Regions from separate parts of the Homo sapiens genome. Here all the other regions are linked to region 1. The links are chromatin loops, found by intact Hi-C in ENCODE. Cell type or tissue: PC-9. All regions are shown on one strand.

Region 1 (2,500 bases):
TCTCACCATAATTGACATCCATCAGAGCTACACCCCACAAAGGCTTTCGCCAGAAAAAGGGAAAGAAATTTTAGACAAACAAAATAAAAGGAGCTCACTGAAGCAAATAGTTATGTGGTCGTTAACAAAGACATCTTTGTGCTTAAATGTGTGCCTGAATCTTCACTCTATAACTTGCCAGCCACCTCTCTCATCTTTAACTTTCTTATCTATAAAGTCCATTGTTTGGGAGATATGAGATCATTTCTGTCAACAGCTTACATGGTTGCTCTCAGAGTTTAAGCACTTCATAATTACTGATATCAGTATCACTGCTTCCTCTTTTCTCTTCGTGTCTCATTGATTGTATTGTGCTTTCTTCTTTTTAATAAAAGTGTCTTTTATCTATACATGTCTTATGTCTTTCCTTAGACTCTGAGTTCGCTGCAGTGTATGTCCCTATCTTCTTTGTCTTCTTATCCCCGCAATACCTAGCATGACACCCCAAACAAACGAAGTACTTTGTCTGTATCTCTTGATCGTACGGTACTTTGTGTTTTCGTATAGCAGACATTGCAGGTGTTCATCTTTACCCAGAGCTCCTTAAAGCAAAGCTCTTGCCTCATTCTTTTTATGTCTCAAATAGTTCAGGCAGTGTTTTCCACACCGTAAATATATAACACACTTTTGAACGAACTCAGTGGAAAATCTGATGGATGTAACATTGCGGGTGATCCAATGATCACGTGGCCTCCTTCTACTGTAGCCTTGTCAGAGCATGCCTCATCTATGTTTACATGGGGTGTATCCTGTCTAACAGCCTCTGGTGTGTGGCTATTGGTTCCATGCCCTCTAGATGACATTAGCATGCCCTTGAGAATGCAAGAAAGCTTTATGTTAAGATATCACAAATCTAAGGTCATTTAAGTAATTTTTTTAAAACTACTATATGTTCGAATTTTTAGTTAGGGAAATTTTTAGAAGAATTTTCACATGTCTAAAGCCTCCTGCTTTCTGTTCCCAAACCATAAAGCTGCTAACACTCTTCTAATTTTGATTTGTTTAAAGGGGAAAAAAAAGGGGGTGAAGAGTTCATGCCGTCATTTTTATATGCCACAAATAAAATAGCTCTGCTTCTCTTTCGGCACATGCAGAAGTATGAAAAGCCTCTCAGATTCCTGACAGAACTGTCATTGTTTACCATTAGCACTGTCATATTTGTGTGACTTGTCATTCTCTACAGCGGAGCACGGGCTGGCACGGGGCCTGATGCTGACTTGCACAAGGGAAGCCTCCTGTCTCTGACTTCCCCAGGATAATTCCTGGGGAAAGTGTGCTCCCTAGTGTTAAGAGCGGTTTAATGGCTGGAGGGTTTCAGCGGGCTGACCAGGCAGAGAAGGAGGGTGAATCACCTCTCAGCACTCTCCACTTAGACTTTGTGTGGTCGTCGGGTGGTCAAACCTTCTAACTAGTTGTATTGCAGATTTGGCATTCCAGTGCAAACAAAAGACAGAAACACAATGTTCACATGCTTTCCAGAGATCACCTGGATATCAGATCATTTGATTTTCAAGTAAGTCGAAACCTTGGTGGAAATCATTAACTATCCTGTTTATGACCAAAAAATAAAATCCCAAATTTCTTCTCTTCATTTCTTACCTGCTTTAAAATTGTATCCAAAGCGTGGAAGTAAAAGATTTTTTTTCTGTTTATTTTTCATTTGAAATCAATATTTTCCTTTTCATGCATTATAACTTTTTATAAATAATTTACTTTACTTATATCAAAATGAAAGAGGTAACAATTGATAAAGAAATTAACCTCTAAGAGGTAAAAGTTAGGTGTACACCCCACTATTTTTCTAGTTAATAGCTATTTAATTTGAAGTATTTTCATTTGAGGATTTGTTTTGCTAGAATACCTACAGAATATAGCTCCTAGAAGTAGATATTTGTTTTATTTTTTATTTCAAAAAGAGTCTGCCTAATGTTTTGATTTTTTTTAATTAAAAAAAATGTCTTGGAGTTTTTTTACGCACCTGCATATATGCATTTTGCTTACAGAGCAGTTTGATGACAGAGGACCAGTTTTAACATGTCTAAAATATACACTTTAACATTATCTTGCTAGTATTGGTACCTCAAAAACAAATACAGTCCAAAACAATCTTAATAAATGTGCTAGAAACATGTATTTTAATATTATTGGTGGTCAGTTGTTAAGTACTTTAATGTTTTGATAGTCATCGTGTAAAATGTCAGTTGTAACAGACATTACTATGCCTCAAGATTCTTTAGTAATCTGTTTCTTCCAGGATATGCACTATACCTTACTTCATGAAATATGAAAATAAATGTTACTTTAAGTGCTTATGAATGACTATTAGAAATATTATTATTATAAAATTAGGGTAAAAATATTCCATTCGACATTAAATAAATGTTTTCTAGGGATCTAATATAACTCCTGCTATCCAAAGAATCTGAAGATATTAAACAGCATCAAGAATAGTCTGATGTTT
Region 2 (2,500 bases), 690 kb after region 1:
AGACCTCTGTGAGAAAGCCACTTCATTTGCCCTCTCATTTATATGAGCAGTATTTTGACTAAAATAAACAGAACAGTTCTTGTGTCTCTTCCCTATACCCATATATCTTATGTCTCTAACTGGCAAGAAAAAAGTATCGTAAATATAAGTCACAGAGAAAAACAGCTCTGCTGGTGGCTGATGAGAAGGATTTTAATATGACCCTGCTACAGATGACTTCCTATGAGCTGATCAAAGTCGTGTCTGGAAAAGAGATAATAAAACAAAACAAATGCCTAGAAATTAAAGCAAGCAGGACAAAAGTAGACAATTGAGTTTCCACAAAAATCTAAGAAACCCCCACATGCACATAAACTACTCCTTTGCTTTGTCTGAATGTTCCCTGCCTGCTCTTAGAAGCTGCATAAGAAGTCAGGGATATTTACCATTACTCAATAAGCCAAGCACCTTTTTACCTAAATTGGATCTCCTAAGTTTCCATCCAAATGAAACAAGCACACTAAAAGAATTTGCTTCTGAAAGGAAGTTGAGTTTAATATTCCATTTTAGTGACTATGTAAATCATACAATGTCTTATAAACAAAGCAAGTTTATTCTCAAGAAAGAGATTATAAAATGTAACACCGTCTTTTGGGAAGCCATTTACCTGATTCAGACAACTTTAGCACAGTCTTTACATCATTGAACCTTAAATGTCTTCCCCTAAGTCTCTCAGTTTATGTTCAAACAGGCATCTGTTTTTCAAGTAACCAAGTAAACATAACCTGTTCATGTGGAAGCTATTGACTTCTGTAGCTAATAAGCATTACACAAACCAAGGAAAATGGTAAGGTTATGACAAATGGCATTCTGTTTCCTTTAAGATATGTTATGATATACCAAAATGATTGCCAATACCATACTTGACACACACAATTGAGGATTTTCCAAACATTTTTACTATATTTATTTATACCAAATGCATCATGTGGCATATTGATTTGATTGTATAGGCAATTTCCCCTACAAAAACTAGAGTCAAGGAAAAAACACTCCATCAAAATTACAGACTTAGGAAAGAGGAAAAACAAACATGGAAATACATTTGAAGTAGTAGTCTTTAAAAAATAAAATGTCCTGTATGAAACTCCAGGTTGGATATAGAAATTTGTTCTGGAAGAACTATATAGATGATGTCAGAGTGCCTGAACCATAACCAAAAAGTTCACAGCTAGGATCAATTATGAGTAATTGATTATCTCACTTGCATTGGTCAATGTGTGTGTGAGCTCATTATCAATGAAGTAAGTAGCGTGGTCTATGTCTCTAACAGACTAAAAGCAGCTCCTTAGGGCCACTTGAATGACTATGTGTGTGTGAACAAGTACAAGTGAAGGGTCTTATAAGATACCAAGCATTAACATGTCATGGTTTTGAGGGGGGTTGGTTTGGGGAGGTCTTTTGGGGGGTTATTCATGGAGGTTGGGCAACATGGCTGAGTTCTAGTCAGCGCTGGAGTGCTGACAAGACACTTTGGCCAAAGTGTCACATCCCATTCTCTTGGCCTTTCCCAAATTCATTTCTCTCTCCCAGAGAGATTCACTGAGCAGTTAAATATCATGCTTAATAGCCCTCTGACATAAGAAAGAGATTATATTTAATAGATTTGAATATCCTTTTTCCTATCACACTTAGCATTTCACAATTCGGGAACTTAATTTGTTTGCAAAGGTACAGAAAAAGAAAGTGATTTCTGGATTTCATATATAGTACTTTCTTGCCCCCTACTGGAAAATGTGAACCTGGCATACTAAGAATTCTAATTTTAAAGTGTTTTCCGATTGATCTTTCCTATAAGCCAGTTCACAAACCCACATATACTTCAAACAAGAATAAAATGTAGTAGGTGTAGAAGTTTAATACCATTAACTATGCATTTTATTAAAAAATAATGAACTTAAGAAATCCAATTTACTTTTAAAAATACCCTCAGGAGTACAAAAGTCAATTTTCCAATTGCATAGTGAAAGTAAATCCACCATATCAAGGTGAAAACTGGTACAATTCTTTGTAAATAGAGCTTAAGGGGAGCTTAACATTAAACTGGATTTGCAAAGATTATAAAGAAGTGTGTTTTCTGCTTTTTAAATATTATTCATGACTTCTTGAGCATCAAAAAAATAATTCCATTAGAAAGGGTATTTCAATATTAGCTTTATTTTTGAAGGTACACATGCAGTTTTTCTTGAGAAATATTTTTAACACAGAGAACCCGGGGCCCCTGGACCACTTTTTGATCATTTCTTCTGCAGCAGTGAGTTATGAACATGCTCTCACTGGAATGATGGCCACCACTATTTCTTGGATACACATTTTCGCTTTTGTGGTTCAAGGCCTCTACATTCTTTTATGCAAATCCAGCTAATCACGAATTGCAACCCATGCAATGATTAATGTTCTTTGACAACATTCTTTTGTCATCCGATTCCAGTGATTGTGAGGTCCATAGTCAGAATGACCA
Region 3 (2,500 bases), 970 kb after region 1:
ATCCAAATGCTAGTAATCTGTGGATGTACCATACTTGTACTATAAATGCCTAACTTACAAATATCTCAAACATCCATTTATTCATTCTCTATACAAGAACAGCCATGGTCCTAATGATGAGATAAATAACAATGAACTTTAAAAAAAAAAAAATCCTGCTCTCATGCTGTTTACATTCCAGTGGAGATAAACTGATAATACATAGATCATACATTAGATAAGTAAATAGGAAGATGAAGGAAGGAAGGAAGGAAGGAAGGAAGGAAGGAAGGAAAGGAGGGAAGGAAGGAAGGGAAGGGAAGGAGGGAAGAAAGGAGGGAGAGAGGGAGGGACGGAGGGAGGAAAGCGAAAGAAAGAAAGAGGAAGAGAAAGGAAGGGAGGGAGGGAGGAAAGGAAAAAAGGAAAAGAGAAAAGAAGGGGAAAGAAAGTAAGGGAAGGAAGAAAGAAATCACGATTAAGGCTTAGTCAGAAAACTAAAGTGATAGATTGGGAAGCAGCTGAGTTAATGCTTTGGATTGGATGGCTTTACTCTACATGGATGTTGAGTTGAGGGCTGAAGGATAAGATCTGAGCCATTTGGTGATATGAATAAGAGCATCTGAGGCAAATGAGACAATTAATGCACAAGCTCTGAAGGAGCTTTGCCCCTTCAAGAAATACAAAAAGGTTCTGCACATGTATCCCAGAACTTAAAGTAAATAAATAAATAGAAATACGAAAAGGCTGTGTGGCTGGAGTAAGATTAACGGGGGACGGCCGGGCGCGGTGGCTCACGCCTGTCATCCCAGCACCTTAGGAGTCTGAGTCAGGCGGATCACCTGAGGTCAGGAATTCCAGACCAGCCTGGTCATCATGGTGAAACCCTGTCTCCACCAAAAATACACAAATTAGTCGGGTGTGGAGGCACATGCCTGTAGTCCTAGCGACTCAGGAGGCTGAAGCAGGAGAATCGCTTGAGCCCAGGAGGTGGAGGTTGCAGTGAGCCGAGATCGCGCCACTGCACTCCAGCTTGGCGACAGAGCGAGAGTCCGTCTTAAAAAAAGATTAGAGGAAGAGTGGGCCGCAATAAGGTCAGAACAGTAGCTATGTACCAGATCATGTAGGGCCTTGTAAACCAGAGTAAGGAGTCTGGAATTTATTCTACACATACTGAGAAACCATTCGAGAGTTTTGAGCAAGAAAATGTGATCATCCAAGTTCCATTTTTAAAATGTCACACTAACTGGTGAATGTTTGAGATGGAGAACTGTTGGAGGAGATGCAGCCAACGTGAAGGCTGGGCGGTTGCTGCTTTCTGCCTGAGTCCCAACCCATCCTGAAACCATAGTTACTGCCACCACTACCACTACCACCGCCAGCATCTACACGAAAAGCTCCGGTCTCATAGGGCCATCTGGTGGCCGTAGTAGGAACTGTTTGATTCCACGGGCTCTGGAAACATCCAAGTCTTTTCAGACTACCACCAAGATCTGTCTCTAATCAAATTATTTTAAGTCCCACTTTCAAAAGTTTCTGTTATCCAATTTATTTATTTTCTCTTGTTTTTATGATTATGATAACAATAGGATATTTTTTTACTTTTCATTATAAGTAAAAAGAAGTCTGGACTACACTCTAATGGACTAGGTTACAATCTTATGAGTGAAATTTACTATTTGTCATAAGAGGTTTCACGGAAAAAATGAGGATCAAATTCTCTCTCCCCTTAAAAACTACTTACCAACACTTCTGGAACATAACAAAGGGACAAATAAGATAATTTATGATGTTACTTTAGTGAAGAAGTTGGAAGTCAAGCTCATGTATATATTTTTAGTTCAGAACGTGGCCCTAGATGTGGAATCATAACATCTGGAACAGCTGGCGAGTGCTGAAAGAATCTCAGGGTTTTTCTTTTTCCTTAAGAAAGAAGCAATTTGAAAGATGAGGCTTTGTTTCAGAGAGGAAAGCTATTTATAACTGGTAGCTGGCAATTGTTGAAGCTATCTCTGGCTACTTTAGATATGAAATGAACTACCTTTTTCAAGAGTACAGTGGCCAAATCAGAAAACTCTCAACTTTTCCTTGGCTAATGCAAAGCACCTCTTTTATATTAATTTAAATGTGTGATGCCAGGACCTCTGATCCTCCTTGGAGAGGATTTTCCAGATGCAATAATGTGGCTAATTGCAATAAGCAGCCCTACTTCTCTCTACGTGGATATTTTCTTGTCCATCACGTTGAAAGATCTTAAAAGCCATGCTTACTCGCTCAACTTTATTCAGGAAACTTTGACACATTATAGCAAGTCTGTTAAAAATTTATTTCACTGGGCATAAAGATCTCTGGCTGCTTTGCTAGGCAGAAGTGAAGCAGTGAATTTGTACTCCAGATATAATTAGATTGACTCTTACTTTGGGGATACTTTTGGATCCTTCCACATCAAAGTAAGATCTGGAGGAGCAATGGCAAAATTCCTCTTTCTGGAAAAATTAACTGTGGTTTTCAGTAGCTGTTAGTG

The links. Peaks named below come from ENCODE experiments on the same cell type or tissue, not always from the same donor. Only the 100,000 strongest peaks of a DNase experiment are listed, where the experiment ranks them.
Region 2: it touches region 1 in a loop (5-fold over the local background); 6 of 110 quality-filtered maps call a loop at or near these places.
Region 3: it touches region 1 in a loop (9-fold over the local background); 7 of 110 quality-filtered maps call a loop at or near these places.

What each region holds. Positions count from the first base shown.
Region 1 is chr13:103,882,080-103,884,579 of GRCh38, reverse strand. No RefSeq gene overlaps it. Among named protein-coding and RNA genes, the nearest start is that of LINC01309, 460 kb to the right of the region's middle. In PC-9, CTCF peaks have their summits at 1,130 and 1,329; a DNase peak (open chromatin) is centred at 1,219; H3K27ac peaks cover 450 bases.
Region 2 is chr13:103,188,154-103,190,653 of GRCh38, reverse strand. No RefSeq gene overlaps it. Among named protein-coding and RNA genes, the nearest start is that of SLC10A2, 120 kb to the right of the region's middle. In PC-9, CTCF peaks have their summits at 1,551 and 1,751 (motif pointing left); a DNase peak (open chromatin) is centred at 1,693.
Region 3 is chr13:102,915,077-102,917,576 of GRCh38, reverse strand. No RefSeq gene overlaps it. Among named protein-coding and RNA genes, the nearest start is that of ERCC5, 70 kb to the right of the region's middle. RefSeq lists an enhancer at 1,119-1,228. In PC-9, a CTCF peak has its summit at 1,413 (motif pointing left); DNase peaks (open chromatin) are centred at 836 and 1,326; H3K4me3 peaks cover 533 bases; H3K27ac peaks cover 499 bases.